2 separate regions of the Homo sapiens genome follow, and region 1 is linked to region 2. The links are chromatin loops, found by intact Hi-C in ENCODE. Cell type or tissue: Calu3. All regions are shown on one strand. Each heading gives the region's core, and the rest is flanking DNA. Links, peaks and the distances in the headings are about the cores only.

Region 1 (11,333 bases), core at 3,014-5,513, 81 kb after region 2:
TTGGTGCTTTATGTGGCTTCTCTTGAACATTTGTGCTATGGAGATTCACACGGATTATAACAGCTCTGAAGACCTCCACTTGTCCTAATTAGGGTGCTCTCTTAATAAGGTCCCTCTGTACTACAACAATCTGTGTGCTGCTTCTCTTCTTCCAATTGTCAGTGGAGATTTTTCTCTTCCTGTATTTTAATTAATTCAGGAGACTAAACCTATTTTAATAGGAAGTAGTGTCTGAGGTTATTGGTATCTATGTATATACATCTATTATCAGATTTATTTTCTGTATTTTGTAGCCAATTACTATTACAGTGGCGGGCGGGTATCATAGTGCCATTGTGAAGAGGAGATCCATTATGAAAAATCAGTAGGTCAGTGGGGATGGAAATATGTTTAAGAAAAAATAATTCACTCGACGTAAATCTGATCATATCACTTCTCTGCTTACATATTTCACTTAATAAATCTCTTGCTAGGTGTTAAATTCTGAGCTCCTTAACATAGAATGGCAAGAAACTTTTTAGCATAGAACACTAAGACATGCCAAGGGCTAGCTTATCTACCAGTCTACCACTACTTTGGGAAAGCAGTATCAGACTATCAGTCACCACACCTCCAACCCCCATCTTGCACAGGGACCATAAACTGATATTTTGTCTGTCTAATACAGAAACACTGCAAGCAAGCTTTAAGACAAATCCTTTTGCCTCCCAAGAAGATTGCTGCCACAGGTAAAGTGATATAGAAGTGCCACCTAATGTTTACATTTTAGACTTTGGAATCCCACTCAAAATGTAACAAATTCAACTGTCTGATGGTTGAGACTGAAAATTGGATTTTTTTCATTTCTCTAAGTTTTTTTTTTTTTGTATACTAAAGTTTGAGAATGATTGTTTTATGGCTTTATTCAATTTTACTTTCCTTAATTTTCTCACACTCATCACCTCCAGTGATAATAATCTTTCTCTTTCCTAATTTCTATATCACCTTGTTTATACCACTTAAGTGGCACCCATCACATGTTTTTTTTTTGTGCTATAAATAATTGTAAATATGTCTCATCACCTATGGGGACAGAATCTGCATTTCTCATATACTAGCACTTCTGCAGAACTTATCCAGAACCCTAGTCCATTGTAAAAAGCCATTTCATGATCACACAAAAACTTAAAAGGAAGCACTGTCTATATTTAACTTTCAGAGTAGAGGGGTATCCTGAAATGTAGGCTATCCAGTATCAGCATAGATGTAACCTTGGTCCTTGAAACTCCTTTTTCTGAAAGCTGCTTTCAGTTATGCAAATGCTTGAAGAGGTAGGAACGGAAAGGACCCCAGGAGCTATGCTCCAGAGTGGTCAGAAATCCTTTGCTGATGTAGAACACCCAAGTCTTCCTTAGGATAATCTGTGAGAAACATCTTTTTTCAGCCTTAGTATCATAAAAAAATGTTCCTCTCCTGAACAAGCAGTTAATTTTTGTCATATAGAAATAATAACTCTTAGACTGGATTCTAAGGCATTCTGACCTTTATACAATTAGAAAGCTCAGAAGCAAATAAGCAGCCTAACTCTTATAGGTGCAGAGGTATGTGATATGGATTTCTGCATACAAATGTTATTCCTGGCTTTATTTTTGGACAAATGGACATTTATTCTGATTTTCTCAATAGTTTGCCATACCCTTTTGTACTGTATCAACTCCTCTGTAAGAGTCTCTAAATCCTTTGTGTAATTAGCTGGGATTCAAGCAAAGGGAAGAATTTTAAATTATTTGCATCCCCTTTTGTGTCAACAATCTGTTTTCTTCTGCCAGATAAGGTGTCATGGTCATCACTGTAAAATTTTAATTTTTGTATACATTGGTCATAAATATCTTTGGTGATGTAGTATCCTCTATATTTTCTACGGTTCATTCTCCTCAGATGGACCAGAAAGGAATCTGTGTGGCCCTTCACTCTGATTACTACTCTTTTATTTTAAATATGAAATTGAAAATATCAAATTTGAAAAGGAACTTCAAACAAAACACTATAGTACAATATAAATTAAACAGACATTATTAACTTAAATAACATTCATGTCATGTTAAAGTAGTAAAAGGAAAATATTCCCTCAGATAACGAGGTCAGCCAGTCTCAATATTTTAAGATCCTCTTTTTCTGAGAGTGTCCAGTTGTCATCAAAAATGAACTCTGATGATCTTTCAATTACAGTGCTTTGGGCAAGTTTTTGTTCGTTTGTCTGTTTCATTTTAGATTGCTAAAGAATTTCTGTGAAAGTTCACAGAACCACTGGTACCCTGAAGTCAAGTCTCAATTACCTTTGGCTTGGGGAATAGGGTTACATGAACACTTGCTGGTGATTTCCAGGCATCCCTTACTCAATTCCCTCAATATTCCCACCACCGAGCTTTTCTTAGAAGGGCTGTTAACAAGAAACCAAATGTACAGATTTGAGTTTTGCCTCATTTCACTTCTGCAAGATTACAGAAGGAAACTGAAATTTCTAAAATACATCTTGTAGGAAAGAGAACATAAAAAGAGGAAACAAAGGTAATCAGAACACAGAATAACTGGCACCTGAATTCCTGGGTATGGCCTGCACTGGGAATGCACTATAGAATCTGAAGGGATTAGTCACCATTTATTGAGCTTGTCTAGAAGGAGAGCAGGAAAAGCAGAAAGTACTTGGGAATGAGAACAAATAATTCTATGCATTAGATGTATTTTAGTTCTACAAAACGCAAAGGACACACTATCTGAACTTCCTTTCAGGTGTTCACGTGAACCTTCCTAGGTGGAGGGCTTTATTAATCAGGGAGGCCAAATAAAGCCTAGACACCCTGACACAGAACATGTTACTGAGTCAGTACAGCAAACCAAGAAGCCTTGGAAAGATACACATGTTAGCTGAGGAATAAAGAAGACTGAAATACTTATCTTCTCTTTTCAGTTAAAAAGGATTTGTGACATATTGTCTTAAAACATATTCTCTAGTGTATGTCTGTGCCAAAGATTATAAGGGTCAGGAGCGTAGGCTATGGATTTGGTCAGCTGGGTTCATAATTTGGACTAGTCATTTTGGACTCATTGTTTAAACTCTCTGTGCCTCCATTTCTGTATCCGTCCATTGGAGATAACATGAATATCCACCTTGATGGACTATATGAGGATTACATGATTAGTCTGGAACACAGTAAGAGCTTCCTCCATGAGAATCATATGATTCATATTTTAACTCTATCTTCATTCTGATATGCAAATAAAAGAATACTATATTGTTCAGGCTGGTCCCAAACTCTTAGCCCCAAGGAATCCTCCTGCCTTGACTTCCCAAAGTGCTGGGATTACAGGAATCCCAGCCTCTGCACCTGGCCCTTGCATTTTTTATCAGCTTGATTTTTGTCCCCCACATATCTTTGGAACCATTCCCTATGTGCACATGAAGAGCACCTTCACTTTTTAACAATTGTATAGTACATCGTAGCATAACTATAAAATAATTTATCTGTCCAGCTTTGTATTGCTGGAAATTTAGGTTGATAGCTCGTAAACACAAACAATACTGCCAAAAAACCATATATATATATATATATGTGTGTGTGTGTGTGTGTGTGTGTGTATATATGTGTGTGTGTGTATATATATATATGTGTGTATATGTATATATATATCTGTTATGTTTTCCCAATAATCAATATTTAATATCTAAGGCAAATTTATTTTTTCTCCTGGAAATTACAACAAAATCTGCCTCATTTGTTTTCATAACATTTTGCATTCTTTGGCTTCTGGAGTTAGTCCAGAGACAAACTCTTCACTCTGTTGCCTTCACACAAAATAGCTGGTTAAGTTTTATTTGTAAATCTCAGTAGATTCCTAACACACTCAGAGAAGAAAAAGCAAACTCAGAATAATTTACCAAATATGAATGTAGAAACGTGTAAGCATGACGAATTAATGATAACTATGAATTATGTCTACATAGTTCACATTACAGTACCATAGTCTCAGAACTATCTTGACTTCTCTCAGAGTTGTAATAATTTTAAATGTCTGGAAGAAGATTCTCTTCTTAAATATGTAGGAAAGGAATTGAGAAAAAGTCATGCATAAAAAAGGTAGGACGTGGTTCTTTTTGCTTATGGTTTGAGTGTTCACTCAGTGTTTTTATAGAAAACGCTAAATTTATAATAACTCTAATGGATACAAAAGAGAAAACACTCCTCATTACTTGTACTGCTTGGTGTTGTTGTATCTTTATTGTTCTTATTTTCAATGATAAAATTTGAATTAATTCTTCAAAATTTTAATGCAGGGAGAAATCATGTGGGAGCCCTCTGGTGGCCAAAACAATGCTATTCAATGTTCACTAGAGAAGTTCAGGCTCGGTCAAAAGACTGTCCTTGAAATCCTAAAACTTTACTACCTATTTCATGTTGATATATTTAGAGTATCTTGATTCAGGTTACCAAAGTGCCAAAATATTTTAATGTCTGTTACCAAACTCTTAAAGTAACATTTTCAGTGCAGAAGTCAATATTAAAATGTATAAAAATGTTGTATTTTTAAATGAACATAGAATCATAGGTGACTTTAGAGCAACAGAACTATTGAACTACAGAATTTTATAACAGGAATAAATCTTAGAGTTAATCTAGTAAAATTCACCCATTTAATGAACAAAGAAATAAAGCCAGTTTAGGTTAAATACTTTGCATATGTCTCAGAGTAATTATTAGAAGGGCTGGGGCTGGGAGTCCACTTCTATATATTGCAATCTTGAGTGATCTGGAAAAATGCGGTCATTTAATTTTGCCTTAATTTCTTTTTTCTATTCACTTTACATAGGACCTTGTCTTACGTATATATTGGCCTTGTTTTCATGCCTTTAAAAAAAAAAATCCTGCTTCTGAAAGTTTTCTAGGTTGAGTTAAGCATGAGCATCAAGTATTTTATAGTTTAAAGGTAAAACAGAGAAATAAAAACAAAAAAGAAAACAAGGAATATATTAGTTTTCTATTGCTGCCTGGTAGATTACCACAAAGTTGGCAGCTTAAAACAACACCCTTTTATTAGTTCAGAATTTCAAAAGCTCGGGTCTGATGGGTCTCTCTTCCTCAGCTATCACAAGGCTGAAATCAAGGTGTTGGCTGGGCTGTGAGTCATCTAGAAGCTCTGAGGAAGCTTCCAAGTTCTTTCAGGTTATTGAAAAAAATTAACTTCTTTGTGATGGAATGACTGCGGTCACTCTTTCTTTCTCGATTTTGGCTAGGGGTCACTCTTAGCTCCTAGAGGCTGCTCTGAGCTCCTTGTCCCCACATGGCCTCCTTCTTCTATGAAGCCACATTGAGGAATCCCCATTTTGGTGAATCCCCCCACACTTCAACTCACTTTTAGGAAGTGCAAGAGCTATTTATAGGCCAGTTTTACCCATGATGGTTCCTCTTTCTTAAAGTTAACTGTCCCATATAATATAACCTAATCATGATAATGACTGTTCCATCATATTTACAAGTCCTGGGATTTGTACAGGGACATGTATGGGTATATGAATCCTGGGGGCTATTTTAGAATTCTTTCTACCACAACAAAATAAAATTTTCTTACTAAAATACATCTCAGTTCAAAGGAAGATTTTATACACTTTTGCAGCTTTTATACTTCTTTCAATATCTTAAATGTATATTTTATCATACCTACAGAGATCATATATTAATAAGGTCTTGTAATATGAAAATATTGGCTTTACAATTCAATAACTTTTCAAATGAATTTTAAAAACCTACATTTTTTTTTGTGGTAGGCTCTCTCCTAGCTGGGAATTCATCAGTGAATGAAACAAAGTTTCCTTCCCCTGTAGAACTTACATGCTATTGGAGAGCGATAGATAATACACAACTATAGCCAATAAGTAAATTATCTAATGCATTAGGAGGTAAAAAGTGCTATGGAATGATAGTAAAGGTATCAGGGTAAGAAGGATTTGAAGTATCAGCAAGGGATTAGGTAAGTAAGATAGCATGAAGTGGGGTACCATGGGTGCTTCTCATTGAGAAACTGAGATTTGAGCAAACACATGCAAGAAGTGATGGAGTTGTGCATGAAGATATCTGGAGGAAAAATAATGGAGGGTGAGGTAACAACTAGTGCAAGAGGCCTAAGGATAGTCCATGCCTGGCATTTTCAATGAATAGCAAAGGAGGAAAATGTGACAGTAGTGGAGTGTGGACAAAAAAGAAAATAAAGGGAAAGGTACCAGATAATTAGGTGCCATTGTAGAGTATGGATGAAGTTGGTGGAGGATGGTAACAAGTATGACTTAAGTTTTAGAAAGACCACTCTTGCAGCTTTATTAAGAATGAGTTGTATACAATTTGGTGAGTGTGGTATACACTTGTGTTACTATCACCACAATCCAGGTAATAAAGTTATCTATCATCTTCAAAAGGTTTTTGGGTCCTTTATTTTCTGGTTTTTATATACCAATTATACCTCGAAAAAGCTGGACAAATAATTATATATTATCAACTGTAAAAGATGAGAATGAATTATAATGGTACAATGGTAGAAGCATGGAGATCCATCAAGAGGCTATTGCTGAAATTTAGGCTACAGATGACTATGGTTTGGACCAGTTTTAGGAGCGGAGGTGAAAGAATGGGCTTAATTATGAAAATGTGTTGAAGATAGATCTTCATAGCATTTTTTATATATTGGAATGTCATGAATAAGATAAAGAGTGGGTTAAAAACCATTTTTAGGTTTTTGGTATAAGTGACTGAACACAAGGAGTTGCTATCATTTGAGATGGAGAAGATGAGAAAAGTCAGGGACTTAGTTTTTGGACAAGTTTCATTTTATATGTTTTCTAGATATTCAAGTGGATAAGTCAAGCAGGAAGTTGGATATGTAAGTCTGGATTTCATGAGAAAGACAGGGCCTGGAGATGTAAATTGGAAGTCACAGGTATACAGAAGGTGTTTGAAAGCCATGGGATTGAGTAAAAACACAAGGGAGAGAATCAAGGTATAAAATAGAAGGGTACTAATGACTGAAACCTGGAGCATTTCAATGTTAATAGGTCAGAAGGATGGTGAAAAATGAGTAAAGGAAACATGAAAAGAGAAACCAGTGAAACAGAAGAAAAGCCAAAGTGTGTAGTATCACAGACGCCAATAGAAAAATGATTAAAGAGGAAGGAGTGATAAACTGTGTCAAATGCTACCAGTAAGATTAAACAAAATGGGTCCAGAGACTAGAGCATTGGATTTAGCAATATTGAGGGGATTGGTGACATTGACAAGTTTTAGTGGAATGATGGAGTAAAAGCCTAACTATAGCAGTTTTAAGAGAAGAGGTATAAAGAAGAATCACAGAAAAAGGAGTATAGACATTAATTTCAGGAAATTTTTTCTGCAAAAGAAAAAGAACCAAGGAATAGGGAGAGTGAATCTGGCAGAGGAAATGGGGACAAGACAATTTTGTGTATGTTTTTTTAATCTTGGAGAAATAACAGCAAGTTTGTGTGGTTATAGAAACAACCTAGTAGAAAGGAAAAATTGATGTAGAAGAGAGAGGAGAGCTGCTAGAATGAGGTCTTTGGCTTGGCGGTTGAGGGACATCTAATGCAGATTATTCTTGTTGTATAACAGCACTGGACTTATTTTTTTCATGACCCATCACAGTCTATTGTATAATAAACAAACCAAGTGAAATGCAAACACACATTTAAAATCATCAGAGCATATTCATTATGAATCATATGAGTGTTTGCCACCATTTGCAATAGATTTTACTAAATAAGGCCAGCTTTTAAGATGTCATTTTCTCCATTTCAATCACGTTTGAAGAAAGAATTGTGTTGGAAAAAGTAGTGATGGGGAGAAGTAGGAATATACAAGAAGGTTAATTATGTTTATCAGAAGCTGCATCTTGAAGAAACATAGTTCAAGAGTCAGAAGACCCATGTTTGAGTTTCAAGTACCACTGACTAGTTTTTCTACATTTGCAAAGACAATACTCCCTCTAGGTTTGATTTTCATTATGAAAAAGAAATACATTCTGTTGATGATCTCCAAGGTCCATTCTAATAAATTCAATACAAAAACATTCCCTGAATTTCTGCTTTGTATAAGAGATAAGATATAAAGCTGGCAACTTGCTACCAGTGAGGCAGCAGAATTATAGTTAACAAACAGAAAATTAGAGGGAAATACATCTGTAAAATAAGGTCAAGCAACCGGGTATAAAGCATCCAAGGGGGATTTGGGTCTCAAATATAATATGCACCTTCTGCCTTCTCTCATTCCTTCTCTTCATTTATCAATCCGTCAGTAGACTTTAATTCTCTTATGCCTAATTCTGTTCTAAATATACATTAGAGAGCTTTGGAATTAAGAAGTCTCTTATTTTAACGGATTCCCAGCAAACAGCTGATTTAGACACCAGCACAATCTGGTTTCATAAATACTGTGAGAATTTATGGGTGTCTGGAATAAAGGATGATGTGCACTAAGTGTCTCTTTCAGTTAGGACTTTGGGGATGTCAAATATTCTTCTTCTGTTGAAATGTAAATTCCTGCTTCTACTCATGGACCTTTGAATTTAAAGCCAGATAAAATTTAATTCATTTTACCAATTTTTATTCCTAAAGGTTTGTGGACTTCTCATGACCTTTTGTCACATGGAGGATGATCTTGTATGTAATCATTAGGTCTGAAATGAGGAAAGCTTGGTGAGAACTTTGAATGGCGTTAGTCACTATGCCTGGGAAATCATATATAAGGTCCCTTTGCAGCTTTCAGAAGACCTGAAATGTGGCTAATGATTTTAAAAGACCATATAAGAATCAGAGAGCAGTGTGAGGTAGCAAGTGAATGAGGGAAAGAAGCAAAGTGATTAAATATAGGTCTTTTGGCTATAAGGTACCACAATAAAATTATTAAATCAGAGGATGTGCTGCTCAATAGTTTTTAAAATAAAAAAAAAAAATGACACAGTTAAGAGGGCAATAGTGCAGACTATTTTAGGTTGACCCTGTCTCAAGCAATTGGAATATATTTGACATTATAAAGGCATTATAAATATATTTATTGATTGGACTTGAGTCTTTATGTCTTTCCTTTTTTTTCCCAGGTAACATCTTTACCTACCACAACCATTTCTCTGTTCTCTATTTCCTTTTACATTTCTATTCTGTAATGCTTTAGAATTTGCACTTTCCAAAGAGAGAAACTATTTCTCTGGAGTTCAGCTGAACAGAATTCTTCCTGTGAACAGGCTATACAGAAAAATATGAGATTTTTCTATAAGATTTTTTTTGTTGCTATTTTACAAGCAAGAAATTAAATCACATTTCTGACCACAACTACTGGAAAATCTTTTGTTTGAAGACCTTTTTGAAACAGCATATTCTCCTATTCTTTGCATTGCTGTTCAAAGGTACTTGTAACATTTGGAAAAACATATTATATAGGCAATTTTTTCTTATTTAGGTTATATTGCCTGTTGTCTATTTAAAAATATAGACCAAAATTATTTATATTATGCTATTTGCTTATTACTTTTCCAGGTAATGAAATTATTTGATTTTAAGCAGCATGTATTCTTTTTGGTGCTTTAAAAATATAATTGCTTACTATAATGAAATCAGAAAAGAATATACCAGGTATCTTGCTATGTATATCTATAATACTTTAATAAATATTCCTGGAAACATTTTAGCCTTGTTCATCCAGGAAGAATTTGGAAAAGCTGATTTTAAATAATAAAAAGCTCAGAATTAAAATGAATGTCATATTTTTGCCTTTACAGAGAATCAATTAAGTTGCAATCCTGAGTATGTACTTGCTAACTATGCCAATAGTCATAAAAGAACTGATTGGCTCCCATGCTCCAGAAAACCAACTTATCTATAAGCTTAGCTATTCTATATCTCAGAAGTCACTCCAAAAACCCAGAGAGAATGGTAGAACTAAAAAGTACATGTTGAGAAGGGCCTGCGCCTGAATCAGATTCAGTCTTTGTGATTAATCCAACACCTTTACATTCTGAATAACAATCATTAACGTCATTAAGCTGCTTGTTTCTTAATCGCATTCTTGTATAGGAAACTCAAGGCGAGACGAACCAACTCTGAGAAGCCCACAATCAAAGTTGATTGCATCCAACCTTACTGTTGCACCTCTATTAACCTACAAGCTGTTTGGGCAGGGCTTCTAAAAACAATTTCAGGATAAAAACTGTCTCCTTCAGATTTTGCTGCACTTGCATTTATTATGAATTTTCTGGAAATTATGAAGCAGAACAGCTAATGATCCCATCATAGACAGCCATTATCTCAAACTGTGAATACTGGTTGTCATTTTCAGAGTCAACAGATGTTGACCTTAGGGTGGCAACTTTTCCTTCATTGTATGAACCTAATCAACATTATATCCTTCAGTTTTCTATAAAATGCACTATCCAATTAGAAGGTAAGCTTTTTAAAAAGAGAGGTCTAAGGTTAAAATCTCATTTAAGCTGCATTAGTCTAAATGTGGCTTTGGGCTATTTTTATTAGCTGAAGCTATTTATGATTTTTCTAAGGAATAGGAAAGGACACTTCGGGGACTACAAAGAAATTGATTTAATGGTATGCATGACTTCACATTCAATTTCTATAAAAATGTCCCCTGATAAGAGGTTGTGAAGATTTCTAACAATCTCTCTCTTTTCATCTCTGTCCTGATCTTCATAAAAACAGTGTTTGCAAACACATAGCTAAATTGACAAAGACTTACCTAAAGAACAATTCTGCAGCATGGCTGGGATTCAATAATTATTACCCCTCCCAATTAAACTGAACTTGAAACCAACTAAACCTAGTCATTACTCACATGGAGATGTGGTATGAAATCCTGAGCCCTGTCTACTTTCTGTGGAACTCATATACCTCATTTGAACTTGGTTCTAAGCTGATTTTCTTCAGATGACTTTCCCAATTAAATTCCATTTGATGCTGATAATGACTTTATTGACATCTGACTTCGTTTGATTTTCATGCATCTATTCAATCATTTTTATTCAGCAGGTGTACGGAGTGCCTGCTGCGTGGAGGCAATATGCTGGGCTTCCTCAAAAAAGTGAAAGAAGATTCAGAGACACTTACTTTCACAGCTACTACAGATTAGAGAAAATGTAGAAAGAATTCCATTTCAACACAACATAATTATAACTTAAGAAAACATTTTTATATGTTTTTTGCAGATAGTCTCTAGTAAGGATGCTTCAGTGATCTGGTTACAGTTCATTTTACAAACTAAAAATCCCATGTGTTTTCATGGCAGAAGTCAGAT
Region 2 (11,333 bases), core at 5,959-8,458:
TCTTTAAGCTGAAACAAATGGATGCTATTAGTAATATGAAAACATATGCAAGTTAACTCACTAAAGTAAGTATATAGTAAAATACAAAATATTCTTTTACTGTAATAGTGGCATGTAAATCATTTTTAACTTTAGTATAAAAGGTAAAAGACAAAAATATTGAAAATAAATATAGCTACAATAACTTGGTAATGAATATGCAATTTATTGACTTGTGTTTATTTATTTATTTTTAGAGATAGCATCTCATTCTGTCACCTAGGCCAGACTGCAGTGGCATAATCATAGTTCACTGCAGCCTTGAACTCCTGGGCTGAAGTGATGCTGCCCTACTGAATAGCTAGGATTACAGGCACATACCACCACACCTAGCGTTTTTTTGTTTTTGTTTTTTTTGTAGATATGGGTCTTGCTGTGTTGCCCAGGCTAGTCTAAAACTCCAGGCCTCAAGTGATCCCTCTATGTTGGCCTCCCAAAGCACTAGTATTAAACACATATGCAATTTAAAAGATGTAAATTGTGACATAAAAAATAGGACATGTATCTAGGGAGATGAAAATGTAGAATTTTTGAATGCAAGTAAAGTTGTTATCAACTTGAAATAGATCGGTCTAATCCTATTTTTTATGTAAGCCTCAGATTAACAAAAAAAAGCAAGAATCTATAGTATATACACAAAAGATGAAAAGACTCAAAGCACACCACTACAAAAAATTATCTAATCAAAAGGAAAGACAACAACAACAATAAAAAAAAATAAAGAAAGGAACAAAGAAATAAAGGACTGATAAAACAACCAGGAAATCATAAGTAAAATGGAAACAGTAAGTTCTTACCCATCAATAATGACTTTAAATGTAAATAAATTACATTCTCCAATCAAAAGACAGAGTGGCTAAATGGTTCAGTAAACAAGATCAAATTATATGCCGTCTGTAAGAAACTCACATCTGCTTTAAGGACATACATAAGGTGAAGGTGAATAGATTGATAAAGATATTGTATGCAAATAAAATCCAAAAAGAAAGGGGTAGGGGTAACTATAAGTAAATGAGACAAAATAGACTTTAAGTCAAAAATTGTAAAACAAGACAAAGAAAGTCATTTTATAATGATAAAAGGGTCAAATCATCAAAAGGATGTAGCAATTTTAAACGTGTGTATGTGTGTGTAGCCATATACACACCCAGTATTAAAGTACCTACATATATAAAGCAAATATTAACACATCTTAAGGGAGACATGACAGCAATAGAATAATAGTAGGGGACTTTGACACCCCATTTTGAGCAATAAATAGATCACCCAGACAAAAAGTGAATACTGGATTTTAATTACATTTTAGACCAAGTAGACCTAACAAACATATACAGAACACTTCACCCAACAGTAGCAGAATACACATTCTTCCAAAGAACACATGGAACATTCTCCAAGATAGAACATTTATTAGGTCACAAAATAACTCTTAGAAAATTTAAGCAAACTGAAATTATATCAAGCATCTTCACTGACCACCGTGATATGAAACTAGGTATCAATAAGTGAATAAATAAGTAGAATAAGTGGTATAAATAAGTGGAAATTAAGGTGTAAATAAGTAAAAATTAAGTATAAATAGGTTTAAATAAATGGAAATTAAACAGCACACCCCTGAACAACCAATAGGGAAAAGAAGGTATCAAAAAGGAATTTAAAAAATATTTTGAGACAAATGAAAATGAAAATACAACATATAAAAACTCGTAAAATGTAGCCAAAGCAGTTCTAGGAGAAAAGCTTATGGAAGTAAATGCCTAAATGGAGAAAAAAAAAATCTTTAATAAGCAACCAGTTTTGCACTTCAAGGAGCTAGAAAAAGAAAACTAATGCCAAAGTTAGAAGGAAGGAAATAACAAATTTCAGAGCATAAATAAATGAAATAGAGACTACAAAAAATTAGAAAAATATCAACAAAACTAAGAGTTCATTTTCTGTAAAGAAAAGAACATCAACAAACTTTTAGCTAGAGTGATGAAGAAATATAAATGAATAAATGTTTTAAATGCTAATTACCCTGATGGATCACCACGCATTATATGTATTGAAACATCACTATGTACTGAAGAATATGTACAATTATTATTTATCAGTTAATACATAAAGAGCAAAAACTCAAATAAAATCAGAAATGAAAGAAGAGACATTACAATTGGTATACAGAAATACAAAGATTCACAAGGAACTATTTGAATAATATCAACAAATTGGTAACCTAGCATAAATGGATATGTTCCTGGAAACATACAATCCACAAACAATAAATAATGAAGAAATAGATAACCTGAACAGTCTAATAATGAGTAAGGAGATTGAATCAGTAATTAAAAATCTCTCATAAAAGAAAGGCCAAGACCTCATGGCCTCACTGGTGAATTCTACCAAACATTTAACAGAATTAACACTAGCTCTTCTCAAATTGTTACAAGAAATTGAAGGAAACACTCATGAGGCCAGTATTCCCTTTTACCAAACCAGAAAAGGACACTACAAAGAAAGAAAATTACAAGCCAATATCCCTGGTGAGCATAGATAAAAAATTCTCAAAAATTACCAGCAAAATGAATTCAATAGCTTATTAAAAGGATCATATACCATGATCAAGTGATATTTATCCCTGGAATGCAAGGATGGCTTAACATACATAAATCAATATATGTGATATACCACATCAACAGGATGAATTATAAAAATCATATCATTTCAATAGACAAAAAAAAAGCATTTGACAAAATTGAACATATTTTTATGATAAAAGCTATACCCAAAAATGAGATATAGAAGGAATATACTTCAACATTATAAAGGCTGTATTTGACCAGCCCATAGCTAACGTCATTTTCAGTGGTGAAAAGTTAAAAGCTTTTCCTCTAAAATCAGGAACAAGACAAGGATGTCCACTCTCGCCACTTCTATTCAACATAAAACTGGAAGTTCTTGCCTGAGAAATCAGGCAAGAAAAGAAATAAAAGGCATCCAAATCAAAAGAAAAAATTGTCTCTGTTTTTGATGATATAATCTTATATATAGAAAACCCTAAAGACTCCATGAAAAAAAGCTGTTACTAATAAATTCAGTGAAGTCGCAGGATAAAAAATCAGCACGAAAAAGTCAGCTTTGTTTCTGTATACTAAGAATGAACTCTTAAGAAAAGAAATTAAGAAAACAATCCTATTTACAACAGCATTAAAAGAATAAAAATACTTACGAATTAATTTAACTAGGGAGGTAAAAGATCTGTATAATGAAAATATAAGACATCGATGAAAGAAATGGAAAAAACGCAAGTATATAAAAAAATAGCCTGTGGTGATGGATTGAAAAAAAAATCATTATTGTCAAAACATACTTCTCAAAGAGATATACAGATTTAATGCATTTTTTTAAATCAAGGTTCCAATGGCATTTTCCACAGAAATAGAGAAAGGAATCTTAAAATTCATCTGGAATAACAAAGGATTCCCAATAGCTGAAGTAAACTTGGTTGAGAAGAACAAAGCTGGAGGCATCACATTCCTGATTTCAAATTATAATAAAAACCTATAGCAATCAAAGCACTATAATATGGGCATAACAACAAACATACAAAGAGAAGAGAACAGAGAGCCCAGGAATAAACCCATGTTTACCATCAACTCATCTTCAATGAAGATGCCAAGAATACACAATGGAGAAAGGATAGTGTCTTCAATTATGGTGCCAGGAAAACTTGATATCCACAAGCAAAAAAAAAAAAAAGGAAATTCTTTTTTTATATTACACCACAAGCAAAACTCAACTCAAAATGGATTAAAGACATAATACCTAAAGCCATAGAATTCCAGAAGAAAACATAGAAGAAAAGCTCCATGACACAGGTCTGGGCAACGATTTTCTGGAAATGACCCGAAAAGCACAGGCAAAAAAAAAACCAAAAATAAACAACTGGAAACACATCAAGCTGAAAAGTTTCTATACAACAAAGAAATCAATCAACAACATGAAAAGGAAATCTACGGAATGGGAAAAAATATCTGCAAACCACATATTTAATAATGGTTTAATATCCAAAATATACATGGAACCCATACAACTCAACAACAATAAAGCTAAATAACCTTATTTAAAAAATTATCAAAGAACCTGAACAGACATTTTCAGGTTATGAAATGGTTAATAGGCATATGAGACAGTGCTCAACATCATCAATCATCGGAAACACGCAAATCAAAACCACAATAAGATATCACCTCACACCCGTTAGGATGGCCATTAGCAAAAAGTTAAAAGATAAGTGCTGGTGAGAGTGTGGAAAAAAAAGAATCCTTATGCATTGTTGGTAGGAATGTAAAGTTGTACAGCCACTATGAAAACAATATGGAGGTTCCTCAAAAAAAATAAAAATAAGACTACCATATGATCCAGCAATCCCACTTCTGGGCACATCTCCTAAATAAATAAAATTGAGATCTCAGAGAAATATCTGTACTTCCATGTTGATCACAGCATTTTTTCCAATAGTCAAGATAAAATATAAGTGTTCATTTACAGATGAATGTATAAAGAAAATGTGGTCGGTGTGTATGTGTGTGTATGTAAACATTATTCAGCATTAAGAAATAAGAAAATCCTGCTATTTGTGATAATATGGATGAACCTGGAACACATTTTACTGAGTGAAATTAGCTGGACATAGAAAGAAAAATACTGCATGATTCCACTTATACATGCAATCTAAAAAAGATAACTAATAGGAACAGAGAGTAGAAGGATGGTAACCTGAGGTTGGGGGTGGTTGGGGAAACAGGGAGATGTTGGTCAAAGGGTACAAACTTTCAGTTAGAAGGCGAATAGGCTCGGGAGACCTAACGTACAGCATGGTGACTATAGTTAATATCGATTTAATATAATATTAATTAATAAAATTAATAATTTATTTTGTTACTATATAATATTACTATAACATGTTAATAATGTGTTATATACTGGAAATTTGCTAAGAAATTAGATCTGATGTATTCTCACCATATACAAAAAGGTAACTAGGTGAGTTGATAGATATGTTAGGTAGCTTAATTGTGGTCATCATTTCACAAATTATACGTAAAACAAAACATCACGTTGCACACATTAAATATGAACAATTATTATTTTCAATTATGCCTTTATAAAGCTAGGGGAAAATATTAAATAAATAAGTAACATTTGTGATAATTGCTGTGACAGAAATAATCACTGATGACATAAAGAGAAATAAGGGAAAAGAACATGAAAATATTTAGACAAGAATGTAGAGAAAGCCTCTCTGTAAATGTGGCATTTATGCTAAAAATATGAAGAATAAGAGCAAGCCAATGTTGGGAAAAAGGGCAGAAAGAGCGTTCCAGGCAGCAAGAAGTGCATGTAACAAAGTGCTGAGGTGGTGAAGGGCTTAGAACAGTCAAGGAAACAATGGAAGGCTGACGTGGCTGAGTGTGAACTACAGAGTATAATGTGCTCATGCTGGTGAGTTAGGAAAGATCAGGTCAGGGCAAGGATTCCAGGAAAAATTTGATTCTAAGTGCAAAAGAAGAGCCATAGAAGTTATTTAGGGGATCCCATGATCTTATTTATGTTATAGAAAGATTTCATTGGCTACTGTGTGTAGAATGGTATGCAGAAAGATCAATGGATTTAGAGAGAGCACTTTGACATGATGGTATCTTTAGATGATGGTGTTTGGTCTAGCTAGGCAGCAGAAAAGGTGGAGAAAAGTTAACAGGATTCACACACATTTTAAGGGTAGAACCAATAGAACTCATTAATGGAATAGATATCGGGGGGTGTAGGGATAGGAGGAATCAAAGAACACTCTTCGAATTATTGCCTGGAGTACTTGCATAAACACTGGATTAACTTATTAATATAAAGAAGACGGTGAGATAAAAGCTTTGAGGGTTGGGGATAAAGGGTTCTATTTTGATCATGTTAAGTTTAAAGTGCTTATGCGGCTTCCAGGTGGAGATAAGGAGGACCGATTGGGCTACTAAGATATGCTGCTGATATGAAGCCTGAAACTCTAAATTACATATTAGAATTAGAAAAAAGAAAGCCACTCTTCAAAGATTAGTCATACATCTCAATTTATAGTTATTCCCTAACTAGAAACTTCATGAAGCCAACTTTCAAAACTATTACAAAGCATTGAGAGTATTTTTTTCCTTCAAACTTATTTTTCTCATCTTAAAAAAAAAAAACATCTGTGAACTTTCTCATCTTTCTGAACATGGTATAATTTGGAAAAGTACGTTCACCTTCTCCAAACTTCTAATTAACTATTTATCTTTCAGATCAGACCAGTTATAACCAAAAATCCCCCATTTCATTCCTGTTATGTTGCATCTGAATAGAAGATAAATACAGTTCATATTCTTACTTGCACAGCAAGTGGTAAAAAATCCATTTAAAACATGCTATGAATTGAATTCATTTAATCTATTAAATATAGCAATTTAATGAAGCAAAATACACTAATTAAATTATTAAAATCTGGATAGCAAGTAGTAGTTAAAAAGCCTGTTGCTATGCAACTCAGAGAATTTCTATAAACAGTCTGCAAAAATGTATTGGTTAAATATGTTGGTATTTTGCCTTGACCTTTTATAATCAAACACCTTCTCAATCTGTGAAAATGTTTTTTCTGAGACTAACATCAAATAGAATTCATGGATTTTAAAAAAAGAAGAAATTTAGGGTTTGATTGTGTTACTTCTTCTATTATATTCAAAGGTATAAGAAGTTCAAAATTCCAAAAATAAAAATTATCAAATATACATACGGAAAAATAGCAGCAGTTCCTTAAAGGTTTCTGCATAATTGAGAAACTTCATTGTTTATAGAGATACAAATCTGCTATATTGCATTATTATTTCTTTCATGAGGTTGTAGCACTTTATGACAGAAGCAGGTTAGCATAGATGAGGTGAAGAATGGAGTTTTTTAAAGTCAAAACTTTTTTTTTTGACAGCAATTCCCCCCACCCCATACTGCCTGCTGAGACTGTCAGAGAATTAAAAGTTGGTCACAAGTTCTAAAAGTCTGCAGTGTATCCTTCCCAAAATATACTTGAAACTGCATACCCCAGAGGGTCGTTTATGTAATGAAAGAAATTACTCTGATATGTGGGCTTTTAAAAATCATTTTTAAAGGCAGTCACTGAGAGATTGATATGCAGGCACACTTTAATTTTAAATGTCGGAATTAGACTAAAAGAAAATGAACTTCATTAAAAAAATAAATTGAAAGTTAAAAAATCTTCTCTTGTGAAATCCAAAATATTTCCAAAATTTTGAAACTACTATTTAACTACAAGCAGTACTGTTGGGTACTGACTTAATATTAGCGGGAATTTACAAAGACCTCTTAATCACACATCCCCCGATCCTGATCACAGGGACTGAGCCAAACTTGGTGGAATAAGAAAGGTATTTAAGGACAACTTTAAATGGGGGCGAAGGGCGGTCATCTGATGCCATTATCTTTGCTGTAGTGGTCCGTTGACGAAAAATATTATTTGCATGTATTTGAGCCTCAAATTGTTTTTTAGCCATAAACATTTTGAGACTTTTCTGTCACCAGACTGCCTACTCTTATTACTCCTTGTTCAGAAGTCAGTTTCTTGTTTTTTGACACACGTTATTCCTTCTTTCCCTACCTGCCACTTTCATGTCCTAAAACCAGGTGTTCAAAAGCAAGCACTATGGCCATGTTCTCCAAACTCTGTGCCAAGATATTCTGTGGTGATGCAGTGAGCTCAAAGAAGTGCCCTGAAATATTTAATATTTTCAGGGGAAACAGCAACACTGCACATACAAGCTTGAGGTAATTTATAGTTTCAACATTAGATAGCGCTATATGCCTTTAGATAATGTCAATATTTGTTGTGAAGCTGTCTTTGTGATTTCTATGGATAAAAGAAACACCACATGAAAATCAATGTGGAGCAGGAAATAACAGTAGCAGTGGCAAATTTGAATTTGAGTTTTGTGCATTAGAAGATGTACAATATCCAACATCTTCATGCATTCCATTGTTAAGTGACCATGCTTATTTAAGAATAGAAATATTATTATGTCAATATATGGCAAAAATGATTTCCAAGTTGCTAGTAAATTCTTATTGAGTTTTTGAGACCTAACTACCAAATAAATGGAACTATCAGGCATTTATTTTGGCCTAACAGCACTGTGAAACAATCGCTGAGTCACTAAGGAATAGAATTTGAGATCCTCTGCCACAACAGTATGACAAAAATAATTATTAAAATTGTGAAGCTGTGCAGCTACTTCTTGAAATAGCTCTCTCTGTGTCTGTATGTATATATACATACATATAGCAGATATTGAGCAGAACTTTAAAATACATAAACTGCCTTTTATCTTTCTTATATAGTGTACATTAAATATAGAAGATAAAGTTGGGTTTATTTACTATTCTAATGGAATTTTCTTTAAAAACAGAGAACTGTGAAAACATTTTAATGTTTTCTTCACTGCAGATATCAGAAGTCTTCAAAATGTATAGCATGTACTCTAGAGTGTCTACCCAGGCTGACTCTATTCCATAGAAATAAAAAGTTTCCATATGACCCAGTGGGTTAACCTAGCTCTGAGTGACTCCACATGGATTGACATTTGAGCTGTCAGCTAATGATTTGCACAGGTGGAAGTAAGAGATTATAATGAGGTCTCATCCTCCACTGCAAATCTGACTAGGAGTTTTGACCCATTCTTGTTCATCATTCAGTCTTCTTATTTTATTCCTTACAAGAACATTCGCCAAACCTTCCAGAGGTTTGTCAATATCTATAAAGGAAATTTCATAGACTTCAATATGATATTCAAGATCCTCTTTGATCTGTAATCAACCTATTTTTTTCTACCTTACATCCTGCCACATCCTCCTATGATCCTATAATCCAACAAAATGAAACTGCCTCTTTTATGAACAGGTCTTGCACTTCTCTCCCTGTATACTATTTTTTTAAAATTCTCTCTTTCACTTGGATGTCCTCCTTCTGTCCAAGTCTTCCTGCTTCTTCACAGCTGTGCTCAAATCCTACCTCTTCCACAGAGCCTCCACACTTTCTCCCTGCCATACTCATTCTTTCACCTTGTACATGGTATAACATATACACAGTCTTGTGTTTTACTATGTTTGCTTCACATGTGACTTTCTCCGTTCTGTTACTTATATGCTTTACGCTTATGTTTTCAAACCTCTCCCAAACAAGTACAGCATGCATTCACGTCTTTCTCCACCCACAACTTTAAATCATTTGTGGTAAATGTCTGCATAAATAGATACTCAACCAATTATTATCAGACTATATTGGAACAGATTATGCTACAACCAAGATGGCAAATTATAAAGACTTAAGGTATTATACTTCCAAGGATGAGTCTCATTTATCAGGGGCCCTTATGGAGCTTATCTATCCCAACTCTTGCCACTACCAACTTTTTCTACTGTTTGAAATTTGGAGAACTCCCAAAAATGTCTTCATCCAACTTTTCTTTTTCCACCCTCTGGCCCTAAATTGAAAGAACTTGAACATATTCTTTTGTCAGAGGTTGCTCTTGGTTTATACCCACAATTTGTGCAAGTAGAATAATTGGTGTCTTAAAATACATATTCCTGGAGCTGACTTAAGACACACAGAATTCAAATTTTGTGAATATTAGCTATTATTTTTATTATTAAACCAGCATCTCTCAGTCCACAGAACACTAGTCTTCAGTGAGATATTCATATAGGTTTAGATAGGAATGATTCTACTCGTAAATAATTTGGGAAATAGTCACCATTACATATCTTTCTTAGAGATTCAAGATTTTAATAAACATGAAAAAAGTCTTTGAGAAGTCTTGCAATCTAATTTATTTAATTTGTTTAACTCAAACTTTCTTCAAACTGATTGGACCATCAAAATCCCTTTGTTTCCATATATATATGTATATATATATTATATATATATATATAATATATATGTTATATATATAATATATTATATATATATTATATATATTATATATAATATATATATAATATATTATATATATAACATATATATAATATATATGTTATATATATATATATTATATATATATATATATAACCATTAGCATTTCATGCTCTTTGAATTTGAATTGGGAAAGTATCTATCTGTGACTCTTCTTGATCATCAGTTTTGCCAATTTAAAATAGTGAGGGAAGGTCAGTTGAAAGTTATTCTCAGAAAAAACTTATATTGTAAAATGTCCTTTGTGTATGTATGTATTTCCCTCAAAATGGCTCAGAGTCACCTGCATTCAGTGCAGAGGGGCTGTGAGATTGAAAATATCTCTGGACCCACCCGAAGAGGGTGAAACTATTTTCCTGATCTTACATATCTCAGTCTTGGAACCCATGTCTGTCTGTTCTGCAACAGGTTCCATTAGCCAAGGTTGGCTGGTAAGAGCCTAGATTATGCTTTCTGCTTAGGTTGGTCTAGACCATTGGCTTGAACTGTAGGATGACTTTGGTCCCTAAGACAAGGGCTGCTGCCCCCAGAATATTGTCTTTCTAAGTCTGGGTAGGCTGCTATTTGAAGGCCAACACTAAAATGTATTCAAATGACTCATCTGTGTCCTCTTTAAAGTGTGAATTAGTGCAGGCACTCATTACTCACCTCCCTCCCTTTAGAACAAGTTGCTTCTGACAACAGTGAGCGAAACAGCTGTGTGTGTGTGTATGTGTGTGTGTGTGTGTGTGTGTGTGTTTCTATAAAAGAAGGATTCTTCTACTATACTAGAATGTCCCCAGGCCGTGAAGGAGATTGAGCTGTGTAAACCAACCGTGCCTTATGCTCTAGGGGAAGAAAAGAAATGGAGAAGAGAACACCTCAACCGAATTTATTATAACAAATTTCTCGGGATAATAAAAGACATCATCTCAGCCCTAGAGGGAAAGTAGGTTATAGCTCAGCTAAATGTCCTTGTCTAATGTTGCTTAACCCCAGCTAACATTTCAAGCCTTAAGTAAAGTCCCGTCAGTGGCACATTTTGGCCTGTTTAGTAATTTCATTGGGGACATTCATTTGAATGAATTTTTTGAATCTGATGAAGACTCACATCAGTCATTTTCAGATTAAAGCCCCTAGTGTGCTGATTTCTGTCTTCTCCTGTCTGTTTGATTCTTTAACTAAGAGAGCAGAAGAAATAATATATTGTATAATTGCTCTTTATTACAAATTTGTAATTACATGTTACACTTGGCAACAACTGAGAAGAGAAGAG

What was found. Peaks named below come from ENCODE experiments on the same cell type or tissue, not always from the same donor. Only the 100,000 strongest peaks of a DNase experiment are listed, where the experiment ranks them.
Region 1: it touches region 2 in a loop (12-fold over the local background); 1 of 110 quality-filtered maps calls a loop at or near these places.

The regions. Positions count from the first base shown.
Region 1 is chr9:9,348,739-9,360,071 of GRCh38, forward strand. All of the region lies in intron 9 of PTPRD (protein tyrosine phosphatase receptor type D), which reads right to left. Among named protein-coding and RNA genes, the nearest start is that of PTPRD-AS1, 500 kb to the left of the region's middle. In Calu3, for the core only: no CTCF peak of the experiment used is centred there; a DNase peak (open chromatin) is centred at 4,343.
Region 2 is chr9:9,265,045-9,276,377 of GRCh38, forward strand. The region is part of intron 9 of PTPRD (protein tyrosine phosphatase receptor type D); the gene reads right to left. Among named protein-coding and RNA genes, the nearest start is that of PTPRD-AS1, 410 kb to the left of the region's middle. RefSeq lists a silencer at 10,645-10,939. In Calu3, for the core only: no CTCF peak of the experiment used is centred there; no DNase peak of the experiment used is centred there.